2 separate regions of the Mus musculus genome follow, and region 2 is linked to region 1. The links are chromatin loops, found by intact Hi-C in ENCODE. Cell type or tissue: heart. All regions are shown on one strand.

Region 1 (8,000 bases):
TATGGGGAAATGCTTCATTTGCCTCATTATGCGGATAAGCCATTATTTTGGCTAACTTATGATTTGCCTCATATAACTTTAAAACCTTCTCCTTTTCTATGCCGTACCATCCCTACAAATGGTCAAGGTGTGTGCCAGGTGGTTGCACACACATTTAATCCTGGCACAGGAGGTAGAGGCAGGCAGATATCTTCAAAGGAAGTCTCTAACCCAGCCAGGATGGATGGATGGATGGATGGATGGATGGATGGATGGATGGACTGTCTCAAAGGACTCTATCTGAAAGATAGATGGATAGATAGATTAGATGGATGGATGGATGGATGGATGGATGGATGGATAGATAGATAGATAGATAGACGGATGGGTAGATAGATAGATAATAAATCAAGGTGTTAAGGTTATGTATAAAATCCTGGTATCTGAATAAGACTATGTGTTGGCTTACAGAAGCTGGGTCCTGGTTGACCATCAGTATAACATCTACCTCTATAGAGAGGGTGTGCTTCGAACTGCTTCAGAACCATATCATGTTGATAATTTCCAAGATAAGACCTGCCATCTGACCAATCACTGCATTCAGAAAGAGTACTCAAAGAACTATGGGAAATACGAAGAAGGGAATGAAATGTTCTTCGAAGAGTTCAATCAGTACCTAACCAGCGCTCTGAACATCACCTTAGAAAGTAGCATTTTGCTGCAAATCAAACACATAATAAGGTAAGTTCGTTGTACCCCTCGGGTTTATGTTTCCCCTTGAAGGCACTTGGGGTGTTTACACCTTTTGGGAGATTGTCCTCCTTAAGCTGTCTGATTTATGGGCAGAGAACATTTGTAATTGTCCTGTATTTTCACTTTACAGTCTGTAGAATATATCTGTGAGAACATCACTTCATTTCTTCTCGGTTTTGGTAATTCACATCTTCTCTCTAGTTTACTTGGATAGATTAAATCTTTTTTAAAAGATCAACTTTGGCTCTTATCGACCATCTTCTCTGTTTCTCCTCATTTTTGTTATCTCCTCCTGTCCTTTGAGAAATTTAATTTGTCTTTCTTCCACTAGTTATTTAAGGTGAACGTTTGGATAATCGATTTGAGGCTAATACAAAATTATAAACTTATTTAAAAGTAAAGAAGAAAGACAGACAGACAGACAAACACAACAACAAACCATGCAATGTCTCAACTTTTCTTCTGCTTTCCACAGATTATATGGGGCTATATTTATATTTCTATCGTATCAAAATCTTTTTATTTTCCTTGATGCTTACATCCTGCCAGTGTGATTTAAAATATTTTGCTTATTGCCCACATGTTGGTAGATTTTTCTTTCTTTTTTTTTTTTTTTTTTTTTTCCGAGACAGGGTTTCTCTGTGTAGCCCTGGCTGTCCTTGAACTCACAAATGCACCTGCCTCTACTTCCCAAGTGCTGGGATTAAAGGCGTGTGCCAACATACCCGGCCAATAGATTTTTCTTAATTCCACTATGGCCATCGGGGCATTGTTTGGTTTCACTTTTTTTTTTTTTTTTAAACATTTTTTTTAAAGATTTATTTATTTATTATATGTAAGTACACTGTAGCTGTCTTCAGACACTCCAGAAGAGGGTCTCAGGTCTCATTACAGATGGTTGTGAGCCACCATGTGGTTGCTGGGATTTGAACTCTGGACCTTCGTAAGAACAGTCGGGTGCTCTTACCCACTGAGCCATCTCACCAGCCCCTTGGTTTCACTTTTATGTTGATATCCATTTATATTTTCAGGTGTGGATATGTGTGCTCACACGTGTATGTGTAGGTTCCTGTGCACGTGTGTGAGTTCACATGTGTGCTTGAATGGGTGGAGCCCAGCCTGCACCTTCTATACTGAGGTCTCCCACTTGAACCCAGAGCATACTGATTCAACTGCTCTAGCAGGGCAGCTAGCTCTAGGGACCCTGTGTGCGTATCTTATATTTAATAGTCATCGTGTATTTGTGTTTACCTGCTCCTGACTAAAAGTTCGCTTCTATTGTCTTTTTTCCTTTTGATTCGTTTCTTAGTATACCTAGGAGTAGCATTTTACCGCCAGTACTCTTTATTGTAGGTTACGAAATCTTGTAATTTTTAAAAATGAAGTATACTGCACTGACGTATGACTCAGTGAATTCTGAGTTCTGCTCATAGGCACCTAACCTTGAAACAAATAATGATCTAAGGTATTTAAGCAAACTTCCTCTTTTTTTTTTTTTGCATTGGCAGCACAATTCCAGTTTGGTCTGAGTCAAGGGAAACAAAGTCTAAGGAACCCTCTGAGACTGCTGAGGGTGACAGTGGGAAGCTGTGCCTACTGCCTGTGCCAGCCCAAAGTACTGACAGCCCCATTGAATTAAAAAAAAAAAAAAGATTTATTGGGCTGGAAAGGTGGCTCAGAGGTTAAGAGCACTGCTCTACCAGAGGTCCTGAGTTCAATTCCCAGCAACCACATGGGGTGACTCACAACCATCTGTAATGGGATCTGATATCCTCTTCTGGCCTGCAGTCAGATAATGCAAGCAGAACACTATATACATAATAAATAAATAAATCTTAAAAACAAACAAAACAAAAAAGAAGAGCAGTCAGTGCTCTCAACCCTGGGCCATCTCTCCAGCTCAGGCAAACTCCTTTTAACCCAGTATCTGGTGAGCTAAATCAGTAGGGGTTGAGGGCTTCAGCTAGCCTGGGCTATAGGATGAGACCATGCCCCCAAAATAAGTAAGTAAATTTATATAATGAGACCCTGCCCCCAAATAAGTAAAAATACATATGTAAATAAATAAATTTATATTTTAAGACCCTGTCCCCAAAATAAATAAATGAATAAATTTATATAATGAAACTCTGCCTCCAAAATAAGTAAATAGGAAGGAAGGAAGGAAGGAAGGAAGGAAGGAAGAAAGGAAAAAAGAAAGAAAGAAAGAAAATAAGAAAGAAAATAAATCCAGCATCCTCAGAGAGTCCTTTTAGCTCCCTTAAAATATGATTCCTTGACAAAGGTAGCCTTTCCTTCCCATGTTTATGTCTATAGAGTTATGGGTGCTCATTTTAAATGAAATTACTTATGGCTCCTGTTTTAAGTTCAGCTCTTGTTGACACCATATTGCTATATTTATCTGCAAAGCACTAGTTTCTTTCTTTATTACTATGTGTTATTCCATTATGTGACTATTACAAACTGTGTGCCTTCAGCAGTTGATAGACATCTGGGTTTTATGCCTTGTATTTTATTTTTGCTCAGCCGGGCGTGGTGGTGCATGCCTTTAATCCCAGCACTCGGGAGGCAGAGGCAGACGGATTTCTGAGTTCGAGGCCAGCCTGGTCTACAGAGTGAGTTTCAGGACAGCCAGAGCTATACAGAGAAACCCTGTCTCAAACAACAACAACAACAACAACAACAACAACAACAACAACAACCACCACCTATTTTTGCTCATCTTTCATTTTGTTTTCCTTCTTGTTTCTTACGTTTCAGACCTATACTTTAGTTATAGATTTAGTTATAGGTCTGGTAATTATAGGATGGTTAGAATTCCTACAAGAGAAAATAAAATATGCAGAAGGAATCCCCACTCTAGGAGCCTTTTATTGGGCACTTTTGCGCCCCCTGCTGGCTGTTACCTGAAGTGCAGGGGTGCTCTCCTGAATGATGCTCACAACCATCAGGTTCTCTTTTTCCCCAGCCAACCTCCTGCTGGCTCCCACTATAGTCAAAAAAAGGTGCACTGCCTGCAGCTTCAGTCAATGAAAGCCCTTACTCATCCTGACCTCCTAGCAGATAAAAGGTGTGGTGTGTGGGTCAGATTGCACCACTTGCCTTTTTAGCCTTTCCTGTTGTTTCCCCTTTCACTAAACTTCTGACTTTTAAAAATTATGTTTTAGGGAGCTGGAGAGATGGCTCAGTGATTAAGAGCACTGACTGCTCTTCCAGAGGTCCTGAGTTCAATTCCCAGCAACCACATGGTGGCTCACAACCATCTGTAATGGGATCTGATGCACTCTTCTGGTGTGTCGGAAGATAGCTACAGTGTACTCGTATACATAAAATAAATAATTCCTTTTAGAAAATTACATTGTTTAAATATAGTTTAATCAAAACACTTTTAAATGAGCAAGGTGTGGTGGTGTGTTTATCAATCTTGAGGCACCAGAATCGAGGAGAGTGGAACAGACACGTGGGCAGATTTACATCTCATGCTACAGTCAGCTCTTTTCAGCACGTCAGACAATTTATACTGTGAGGGTTGAGAAGAGTCACCTGAATAGAGTGTATGAAAGACCCACAATGTGAGGACTCCCCCACGTTCTGACTCAGGAGAGGCGACACCCCGAATCACTCACGAGAAACGGTCTTGCTGCAAACTGCAAGAGGACTTTTATTCAAGAGCGCTCTTGGGCCTACAGTCATACACCACGCAGGGGTAGAGGACAGTAGCGCCCCGAGTAGCTGGGTAAGGGGGTATTTAAAGGAAGAAACCACAACTCAAGGAGGTGGGGAGGGCATTGTTGGAAAATACCAAAAATACCAGTTAAGAGTCACAAGGAAGTGCAAAGTCACAAGAGTCACAAGGGATACCAGGTAATTGTGGGGGTTATTTCTCAAGACAGTTTCTAAGAGCCCCTAACAAAAGCACCTTTGCATAGTGGGTTCCAGCAATGGTCAGGGTGGGTCAGGGTGACTTTCTTTGAGTGAACACTCCATGAACCCAGGAAGAGGGTGGATGGAGGAATGTCGCTATCTGTTTTATGATTAGCATACCTTGGAGCATTGAGTCACAGAGGTCACATTCTCAAGCCTGGGTCTAAAGGCCTAGAATTTTGCTTTTACCTTATACTTTTTCATGTACAGTCACAAGGACAAGTCGCACGAGGGGAAAACATGCTTTTCCATAGAGGCATATAAACAAATAACAATAGCCAGATGTAACGTATAATCTAATGTAAACTCACTCCTATCTGCTACACCTGGGAGAAGCAGGAAACCATAGTCCAAGAATACTCGTGGGTTTTGAGTAAATTGAGACTCTTGTCTTCTTGGTGTTTTCTCACAAGCCCTCAGAATTCTCCTCGATGAGTCCATTCTTGGATATCTTTAATCCCAGCACTTGGAAGGAAGAGGCAGGTGGATCTCTGAGTTTGAAGCCAGCCTTGTCCACATAGAGAGTTCCAGGCAACCAGAGCTACATGAGATTCTGTAGCCAAAACAATGACAAAGAACAAAAGCAAAAAACTTCGCTTAAAGTACTTTTTCATAGAGAAAACGCTTTAAAATGTTTAATAGAGTGTTCTTTCTTACCTCTCCCATGCCTGGTTTTGTTTGTGAGGTTTTGTTTGTTTGTTAGGCAGGGTTTCTCTGTGTAGTCCTAGCTGACTTGAAACTCACTCTATAGACCAAGCTGGCCTCAGACTCAGAGACCCACCTGCCTCTGTCACCCTGAGTGCTGTTGGGTTTTTTTGTTTTATTTTGTTTTGGTTTTTTTAAAAATTTTTTTTCATTTGTCTGTGTATCCCATGTGTGTGCAGTTGCTGGCTAAGGCCAGGAAAGGGCATTATGTCTCTTGGAGCCAGAGTTAACAGGTTGCTGTAAGCTGCCCCAGTATGGCTGCTAGGAACTGTACCTGGGTCCTCTAGAGGAACAACAAGCACTCTTATCTGCTGAGCTGTCTCTCCAGCTCATTGTTTGTTTTGAGATAAAAAAAATTTACATAATCCAGATTGTCCTTGAACTCAAGATTCCTTCTTCCTCAGCCTCTTGAGTGCCAGGGTCACAGATGTGCCATTAGACATGGGTTATCAGCAGGTGTTGGTGCTACAAAATGAAACTATATGGTGGCACTTTCATACATGCTGATAACGTACTATGGCTATACTCACCCTGTCCCCATTTCCCCACCTTACTAGTCTTTTTAACTCCTAAGTAATATATGTGTGTTTATTGGCATCAATGGTAAAGAATCAATGGTGTGCTAGTTCATAAGAACAATGTTTATTAAATTTATTAAATGATGCCTAGATCTGGTTGTGGAGACACAATGTTTGCTGAAGGAGGCAGAGGCAGGGGGATCATGAGTTCAAGGCCAGCCTGGGCTGCATACACATTTAGCTGGGCCTGGTGGCATAGGCCTTTAATCCCAGTATTAGGGAGCCAGAGGCAGGAGGATCTCTGTAGAGTTCGAGGTCTATTTGTGAGTTTCTGGACAGTCAGCACTACTTAGAGGTCACATTGAATATCTTATCTCTATGAACAGTCTAAATGCTAGGTGGGAGTAGCTACTATTTCTCCTGACTTTGTAGATAAGGAAACAAAGCTGGCTTAGGAAATTCATTTGAAAATGTAGTAGTATACATCTATAACCCTCTGGAGTCATCTGAGGGTTGCCATCAAGTTCAAGATAAACCTGGTGAGTACTAGGCCAGCCAGGGCTATATAGCCAGACCAGACCTCAAAAACAAATGTCTAAGACTGTGGCCTGTTTTTAGACAAGATTGGGCATGTTGAGGGTAGTGTGACAATAGACCTGGCCTGTCTTTAGACCTCCTCTGTTTCTTCAGTATGCTTGAAGTCTCAATGTTTACTCCTTTCTGTGTTATTAAACTTTTTTAATTAAAAAAAAAAGTAGTTGGTGCTAACAAGAATTCTGTCATAGATTTCAATATTTAATTTGAATACTTGTAAATGTTCCATTAGCAGTAGTTGGCAGAAAATCTGGAGCTAGCAAGAGAAATCAATGCTGCCCAGAATTCTCTTTTTTTATGTATATTTTTATTTTATGTATATGAATACACTGTAGCTGTCTTCAGACACACCAGAAGAGGACACTGGATCCCATCACAGATGGTTGTGAGCCTCCATGTGGTTTCTGGGAATTGAACTCAGGACCTCTGGAAGAGCAGCCAGTGCTCTTAACTGCTGAGCCATCTCTCCAGCCCCCATGCCCAGCATTCTCTCTGCAACTTCTGCTTTACCAAGTGCCAGTCTACTCTTCACATGTCAAAATACATGAATGTAGTCTAGGGTGATGGCTTGGTTGATAAAGTCATTTCAGCATGAGGACCCAGTTCATCCCCAGCACGCATGTCTAATAGAGCCTCGTGTGGTGGCTTGGAACCCAAGCACTGGGGATGCAGAGACAAGCAGATATCTGGGGCTCACTGGCCATTGGTAATTCTCACAAACAGCAGCAGCAACAGCTAGTGACATCTGCACTGATGGAGATTCATAGTGACTTGGTACTGAATTGCCTGTAGTGGGGCCTGAGCTAGCAGCTTTGACCTGGAACAGGGGCGATTGTATGCATACCTAACAATTCGTTTGATGAGTAGCCTTCTCTTGAATAATCTGTTGGTAAATTCATCAATTTAAAAAGACTATTAAGTTGAAGCCGATTCCTATGCACACTTGGTATAGGATCTTCTGATCGGCATAGCCTTATGTGTTCCTTCCTCCTCCCAGGAGCTGCCTCATGAGTGTGGAGCCCGCCATCAGCACCAAACACCTCCCTTACCAGAGCTTCCAGCTCCTCGGCTTTGACTTCATGGTGGACGAGGAGCTGAAGGTCTGGCTCATTGAAGTCAACGGCGCCCCAGCGTGTGCCCAGTAAGCCCAAACCCTTTGCCTGTGTTGACGACCAGAAGTTGGGTGTACACCTTGGGTAATCTGACAGGTTCAAGCATGGACCTTTGGTTGCTGTCAGGAAAACGTTGTCACAGTGAGGGGAGTCCTTTAGTAGACATGATCAACATGGCAGCCCTGCCTGGTGGGAGGGGCTTAGCTGAGCCATTTCCCTGTGGTTCTGTGCTACCAGGGTTTCAATTAAAACTAAGCTGGGTATAGTAGGTTAGACCTGTAATCTTAGTACTAGAGAGGCTGAGACAGGAGGATCACTGTGGGTTCAAGGCCATACTGGATTATACAGTAAGCCTGTGCCCAAGATGTTTGAATGAGATCCTGCCCGCAAATAACAATAAAAATAACACCACCAC
Region 2 (8,000 bases), 220 kb before region 1:
GGGGCCAACCAGCCTAGCCTATTTGGCAAGTCCCAGACCAATGAGAGCTCCTGTGTCCAAAGAAAAAGGTGTCCAGTACTTTAATAATGACACAGGAGTATGTCTCTGATCTACATGGATAGAATATTAGTAAAAATTAAGATTCAACTTTCTTCTTCTTCCTTTGCAGTCTTGCTTTCACCTCCCAAGTAATGTTACTATAGGTGAGTGCTTCCAGTGGCTTATGCAGTGCTGAAGATCCAATTCAAGTTTCACTAACATCAATCAAGGATTCTACCAACTGCGCTACACCCTCGGTTCCTAGAACAGTTTCTTTCATTAAAAAAACTGTGTTTGTCCTTGCCCCCAGAGGAGCAGGTGTGGAAGAAGGGCTTCTCTGGGTTCATGGATTGAGTCCAGCATGGTGGAGAAGACTTGGAGCTCATCTGGCTTCTGCTTTCCCACCTCTTCCTCAGTCCAGGCCCCCAGCCAAGGGGATGGTGCCACCCACATTCAAAAACTGTCATCTCGGGGAACGCCAGGGCCAAAGGGGGGGAGTGGGTGGGTAGGGGAGTGGGGGTGGGTGGGTAAGGGGGACTTTTGGTATAGCATTGGAAATGTAAATGAGCTAAATACCTAATAAAAAATGGAAAAAAAAAAAAAAAAACAAAAACTGTCATCTCTCCTAATTAAAACTCTCTGGGCACACTCTCTTTGCCAAGCCTAGGAGGTGTGTCTCCTACGTGATTTCAAACCCAGTCAAGCTGACAAAGGAGATTAGCTCCCACATTGTTTCATTCTCTTCCTCTTAGAAATCTGGTGTGTCTCAGCTTTATGATTGGGGAAGGGGTAAAAGGAGAAAAAAGAGGGCTTGCTCACATCCGCCCAGCCTCTAGTGTCCACTATGGAACCAGAACCGCTAAGAGTGCTTGGAAGTTGCCATGTAAATACGGGGTAGATTAAAAGTCAAAATAAATAGCCGCTCCGAATAGAATGAAAGCTTTCATTCACAGGAGAGGCAAGCCCAGCCAGGAAACGGGTGGCTCTCTCATAGCCAGCAGACACATTGGAGACTGACACAGAAACCCACCATCTCTAAGGGCTACCCTGGTTTGGCAGCTGTCCTTTCCTCTCTACCTGGACAGTGACATGCAGTGTTCTGACTGGGTCTCTCAGCAAGACTTTCAAAGCACAAGGACATGGACTTTGCTCGATGCAATGGATGGGAGGAAACAGCTCCGTGGTATTTGTTGGATAGCCAATCCTTGGGTGGCCGGTAGGTCCCATGCCCAGTGCCCAGTGCTCCATGCTTTCCAGGGAACTGGCTATGGTCATATTTTAAACTCCTTCCTCAGTATGGTAGTGTGATGAGATGTCACCTTAGGATATTTCTGAATTAGATAACTATAGTGTCCTTACAAAAGAGACCTCATGCTGCTGCTGGTGGCACATGTCTTTAATCCTATCACTTGGGAGGCAGAAGCAGGAGGATCTCTGAATTCAAGGGCAGCCGGTCTACAGACCAAGTTCCAGTACAGCCAGAGCTACATAAAGAAACCCTGTCTCCCCCACCACCACCACCACCACCACCCCACGCCGGAATCCTTATCGATCTCCTGTCTGTTCCCACAAGTGAGGATGAAGTAAACTTTACGGACATCAGTTCTGCCTGTGGATGCCTTGATCTTGAACCTAGCTTGCAGAGCCTCGCGGCACACATTGTATTGTTTGTACACTGCCTAGTCTGGAGTACTTTGTTATAGCATCTCTAACAGGCCAAGAGAGGACTCTCGGCTTGCCTTCTGCTTTCCATCTAAAGCAGCTCAGAACCATTCCATACAGAAGAGTGAGCTTCACAAAATGTCCTTGCAGGGAGAACTAAATTACGTTTTCCAGGAGTAGAGAGGTCCGAGACATCTGGTTCACTCATAGCCTGAGTACAGGAACCTCAATTCCATGCCTGTCACAGGGCTGTTACCTAACTAGACCCCAGGCGTGTTCTGTAGCTGGGCCTTTACTTTAAACCCTTGGGAAACAGACGGAAAACTAGAAGGAAGGCTGTAGACTCTTCGTCACGGAGCATGTGCCCTACTTAGTCACTGAGCATGCGCCCTCCTAACCTAGTCACTGAGCATGCGCCCTCTTAACTTAGTCACTGAGCACGCGCCTTCCAAAAGCCCTAGGGAGAATTGATTTAAAAACTGGCAGAGTTGTCCAAAGGGTGACTTAGTCTAACTCAGAGCCCTTTAAACTTCTTGCTCTCAGTCTCTTTTCACTGAGAAATATTTCTGCAACCTTAGGAATTCAGGCACATGAAGAAGTGTACAGATCAAACACGTACTGGTAATAAATCATAAATTTATTTTAAAGTAATTATTTGCTATAAATATAATTTTATCCTTTATTAAAATTAAAGGAAATTTGATATGCTTTATTAATTTTTACATGAAGAATTAAATCTTGGCTGAATATTTGATATTGAAGAATAAGAAGCAGTTTTGACTTTTTTCCCCCCCTAAATTGATTGTTTGGTTATAAAATTGTCACACGGAGCACACCACCTCATATAAGTAAGTAGTACAAAGTAGCAAAAAACTTAGCGTGTACAGTAAAACCACTTCATTTCGTAACATAAGTTAGTCTGAGATCTGAGCCAAGTGTCCTAGGTGTGTGTGTGTGTGTGTGTGTGTGTGTGTGTGCGTGTGTGATCATTCCCGTGGTGCCCCTGGACATCTGACCAGTAGCAGTTATGGAGACCAAGGATACCTTGGATTCATTATATTTGATTTTGAATTAATTTTTGGTTTCGTGCCTCACCATTTGCTAAAATCAGTAACTCAGCTCCCATTTTTTTCGGCCCACGGTTTAAGAAGAGACGGTCTAACCTGGTCCAATTTATGAAGGCCATCTTTCTGCCATACTAACCCTGTTCTCTGTTGTCCTAGAGGAAGATGTCCTTATGTGGGCTTTGAAGTGGGACAGTCCTAAATTTGGCTCATCAATCAGCCGCGTGTAGTTGGCAGGGGCCTAGGTCTCTCCCGGCGGGCAGTGGGGACTGCGGACAGTGGGGCAGCCCAGGGTGGACACTGGCCACCCTTGGTCGCGAGGCGTCGCACCCGTTCTTTTCCCAGAGCAGAGGATTGGGCGAGCTCCCAGGCGCATTCCAGGCTCCACAGCTCCTCCTCTCTCGCCTCCGCCACAGGGCTGGCGCCTCCCCGCGTCGTCGGGACAGTCCCGTGCAGGCGGCTGCGGACTAGTGGCCTTGGAAGCTGCAAGGGACCCGCGCACTGCGGCCAGAGAACAGCGACCTGCCTTCCCCAGCAGCAAGGCTGTGAGTGGCAAGATGGGACCGGGCTCACAGCGCGCGCTTTTCCTCCTCTTGCTGCTCCTCGCCAGCCCCGGAGCGCGGGCTTTCCAGGTCAGTGTCCCCCGCAGTGCGTCTTGGAGTCCCGCTTCCCAAGGAGGTAGCGCCGAGGCCAGGGCATGCCATGCTCCACTCCTGTGCTGGAGTTGGGACTTGGAGCGGAGTCTAGGGCTGGGGTTTGGTTGATGGAGAGAGGAGCGGGGTCCTCCATCTGTCATTGCAGGCGACCTGGGCTGCTGCAGCCCAACGGGAGAAGGTGGCTCCGCGTGGGAATCGCCAGCCCGGGAAAGTTACCCAAGGATTTCTGAGACACTGGTCTTTTGTGGGTCTTGGTGAGAACACCTGGCCGCCCAATTCTGTTAGAGAATGTTCGTGCTCTCCAAACCCAACATTTACGTTTCTAACTGAAATATTCTTGCTGCCACCACACCCTAACCACTCTCAGAAATTCTTACCAGTGGCCTGATGGATCCTCAGGTGGTCCTATCCTGAGCACCCGAAGCCTCAGAGTTGCAATTATATTTTCTTACACACCCATATGAACAGCAGGGTCTTTTCTTTTCTTTTCTTTCCCTTTCCCTTTCTCTCTTTCTCTCCTTCTCTCCTTCTCTCCTTCTTTCTCTCTCTCTCTCTCTCTCTCTCTCTCTCTCTCTCTCTCTCTCCCTCGCTCCCCCTCCCTCCCTCCCTTCCTTCCTTCTTTCCTTCCTTTCTTTCTTTCTCTTTTTTTTTTGACATTTACGTCTCCAAATCCCACTGGATTTATTTGCTTGGCTAGATTTTATAACAATAACAACAACAACAACAATAAGTATTATTATTATTATTTTATTAACCATTGGAAACTGACTTTTAAAATTGAGACTGTAAATAAAAATGTATTTGAGAGACTTTGTATTGTCAGGTTCAGGTCAGCTTCCATCAAACGCGTGTCAGCAGACAGAGGTCCCTCAACGAGAGTCCTGAAGCAGCTTCTTCAACCATGCCAACAGCAGCATAAACAGCTGCAGGATGTGCAGGGAGGCTGGGTGCCTGCTGAGTGTCCAGATCCTTCTTTAAGACCACCCAGTCAGGAAGAAGTGGTATAAATTCCCTCTCTGACTGGACTCTGACCTGATCTTTGTCCATGCTCCATGTTCTGGGGCTAAATTGCTGTGCACTGGCAAGTTTCCCCGGGGATACTGAGAAGTCCCCTGGGGTGCAGCAAGGCTTTCCGAGCCTGGAGAATTTGGTTTAGATCAGACCTGCTCCTGTTAGTGCGGAAGGTAATGAGTGGGAGTCACAGGAAGTTGCTCAACAGCCAAATGGCCAGGACCCAGCCTGGGGCTACTGTGAGCCCACCCACCAGAGCAATGGGATCTCCCTAGTTTTGCAGATTACAAAGCCAAACCAAACCTTCACCCCATGCCCAGTGCCAGAAGCACAGAAGATACATCTCCACTGGGCTCCCCCATCCCAGGCTGCAAAGGGGCAGGGCATGAGAAGAGTAGACGTTCCGGAGACCAATCATCTCGTGATAGTGGGTGGGCATCTGTCCCACGGGGCGAGGTGGGAAATAGTGAGATTAGGGCAACTGGTAATCTGGTGCAGAGGCAGCACTGAGCTTGCCTCACTTTGAACATGCTCTTGCGACACTAAGATCCAATCCCTGCCGTGCCCTGGCCAGGCTTTCTCAGCCCCTCGACGCCAAGCATAGCCTTCTTTATCTGCAAAACATTTGTAGGTGAAACCAGAGGAGGCTAAAGGACCAGACACCCATGTTTGCTCTAGTTAAACTGACCTTCAGCGAATGGTTGGGGCTCCCCCATCCTTCCAGCTCCAGGCTGGGAAGCAGAGGAACGAAGCACATTGGAAGCCTGTGTTACCTTCTTCCTTGTCATCCTTCAGAGCTCTGCTCTGAGAATAACATCTTCCCAGAACCGTGCTGACCTCCTGCTCACATAGCTTTTCACTCTGCCTCTGTTTTCCTGCTATGGACCCCTGAAGGGCAGATCAGCACTGGCCAGTGTCAGACAGTCTCTAGGCAGATCTTGGCTATGCATGACAACCCAAGGAACTTCTAGAAATTCTGATGCCAGTTTTACCTCCAATGACTCTGGTTCGGTTAGTCCAGGCTGCACCTCAGGTAGGGCTAATCTCTCTAGAAAAGACACCTGAGACCCAGAGCAATCCCAACTCTCAGAGTCACAAAGTGGAGTCAGTTACAGCCCAAGAAAAGTTTGGGGTCAGAGGAATTCTCAGTGGACACAGTATGGAACTCACAAGGACCTCAAGTAACGTGGTGTACCTGGAGTCTACCAGACAGTATAGACCCCAAGGTTCTCAGATCCATCTGAGATGAGACCTGCTGGCAAGCAGTAAGGATGGAAATTACCCTCCAGATCATCTCTTTTATTTAGGAGATGGGCTAGGATGGGCAAGGGACTTCATTGGCAGAGGCCAGTGGGCCTCCAAGTGGAGCCAGTGTGAGCTGCCCCGGAGAAGCCCTGTCTGGGGTTCCTCTCTGTCTCTAAATGTTCCCACTTTGCTGACTTTTGTGGCACCTAAGAGTGACATTATAGGTGTGTGTCTGTGTGTGTGAGTCTATGCATGCATGTGTCTGTGGATTCACAATTGCCTTGTGTGTGATGAAGGTGAGTGTGCATATATGCGTATGTCATGGTATGTGAGGGAATGTGTGTTAGTATGTGTGTGTGTGTGTGTGTGTGTGTGTGCTAGTGTGTGTATGTGTGTGTTATTTCATGTGTATATGAATGCATGGTTTTGTCTGTGTGTGTTATTTCATTTGTATATGAATGCATGGTTGTGCGTGCACCCATGCCCATGTGTCAAAGTATTTGAGTACTACAGGGTAAGTATGGATGTGCTAGTGAGTGTATCTCTATGTACATATGTCAGAGGACATAACTGTGTTTTCATGTGTACATGTGGGTGGAAGCATGTTTGTAATGGTGGTGCTCTAGTTGACATCTAGTGCTGTGACAAAACACTGAGCAAAACCAGCTTGTTGTTTTTGTATTGCCAAATACTATCTAATGTAGGGACAAGCACACTTTATCAGTTCACCTATAGAACAACGCCTTAGTGTCATTTCTAGAGTTTGCCTATCATGAGCAAACTCTATAAATCATCATGGATCAGAGAAGGGAGCTGGCCAGTAGAGAGAAGCATTTGCTACACAGAGCTGATGCTCTGAGCTTGATCGTTAGAGCACACATAAAAATCTGGATGAGCTACACCACACACACACACACACACACACTTTTTTAAAAGAGCTTTGCATAGATTTTTGCATAATATAAATTTCTTTTCTCCAGTATGAATATGTAGGCGAGGGATTGCTGAATCAAATGGAAAATGAATGTTTAATATTGCAAGGAATTTTCAAACTCGATTTTATAGCTGCTATGCCCCACCAGCTACCTAAGGAGAGACTCAGCTGCTCTGCTTCCTTGCCAATAGTAACATTACTAGGGTTTCACCCCCAAATCATTGCAACAGGTGTCTAGTGCAATCTCTGTAAGACTTGCGTTTGTTTCCCTAACGACTGGCAAATGCTATGGGGTCTTTTCTTGGGTGCTGGTGGCCACATGAATAGTTGAGTCAATCACCTATTCAAGCCATCCTCCTTTTGCTTTTGTTTGTGAGATGGAGGTCACATGTTCAATTTGTAGGTTCCCTTCCCTCCCCAGTAGCCCGGATATAGTCATGGGCTGCCAAGGCCACTTGCCCAATGGATTTGTCTTTATTCTTGTTCAGTTTGGAGCTTTTATTTTTTTTTTTTCAGATTCTAAATACAAGCGAATTAAAAATCTGTTCTCAGTTTGTAGCTTCTTTGAACTGCTTTTTTCTTTTCTTTCAAAGACAATGATCTCATGTAGCCCAGGCTGGCTTCCGGCTAAGACTGGACTTGAAATCCTAAGCCTGACTGTCTCTACCTCTCATGTGCTGTAGTCAGGTGTGCACAGCCACTCCCCACTGGGTGTCTTCTGTAGAGAAAAGTTCAATGAAGTCCTATTCATTGGCCAGAATTTTAGTAATTAAATTTGAGAACCTTTGGCTTAATCCCAAAGACAAAACATTTTCCTTCTGTTTTCCTCTAAAATGTTCATAGCTTTCTACTTTTTACTATGATCCATTTTGAACTTCCTTTAATAGTATGATATTTAAGTGGAAGATCACAGCTTTGCATGGTGATATTCAAATATTCTAATGGTATTTATGGAAACGCTACTAAATTATCATTGAGTTGCCTTAGCAAAGCCTAGCCTCTTATGAACGTGAGATTTTTTTTTCTGCATCAACAGTATACTATCTTTTTTCAAAAACGTCTTTATTCACTTCCGTGTGTGTGTGTGTGTGTGTGTGTGTGTGTGTGTGTGTGCACATGCACACTCATGCATATACTATTAGATATTTACTGAAGGGGAAAGTGAGGTTTTCATCTTTATTATTACTTTTCAAAATTGTTTTGCCTCTTTTAGGTTCTTTGTTTTTTTTTTTCATTAACAGTTTTAGAGTGAGGGCTGTTAGATGCTCAGCAGTTGGCTGCCAAGCCTGACAGTGTGACTTTGATTGGTACCCAAACAGGAGAAGGAGAGAACTGACTCCTAAACCTTGGCCTCTGAGCTCAGCCACACATTGGTGGCACGTGTATGAA

What was found. Hi-C counts contacts between places; a loop is a spot of excess contacts. Peaks named below come from ENCODE experiments on the same cell type or tissue, not always from the same donor. Only the 100,000 strongest peaks of a DNase experiment are listed, where the experiment ranks them.
Region 2: it touches region 1 in a loop (2.3-fold over the local background); 2 of 42 quality-filtered maps call a loop at or near these places.

The regions. Positions count from the first base shown.
Region 1 is chr2:129,081,524-129,089,523 of GRCm38, forward strand. Ttl (tubulin tyrosine ligase) reads left to right here. Exons shown (of 7, transcript NM_027192.2): 5 at 451-720; 6 at 7,471-7,614. Among named protein-coding and RNA genes, the nearest start is that of Gm46764, 15 kb to the right of the region's middle. In heart, a CTCF peak has its summit at 3,640 (motif pointing left); no DNase peak of the experiment used is centred here.
Region 2 is chr2:128,860,751-128,868,750 of GRCm38, forward strand. It overlaps Fbln7 (fibulin 7), which reads left to right and starts at 3,182. Exons shown (of 8, transcript NM_024237.4): 1 at 3,182-3,397. The coding sequence starts at 3,323. In heart, a CTCF peak has its summit at 3,077; a DNase peak (open chromatin) is centred at 3,181; H3K4me3 peaks cover 1,016 bases; H3K27ac peaks cover 556 bases; H3K27me3 peaks cover 2,684 bases.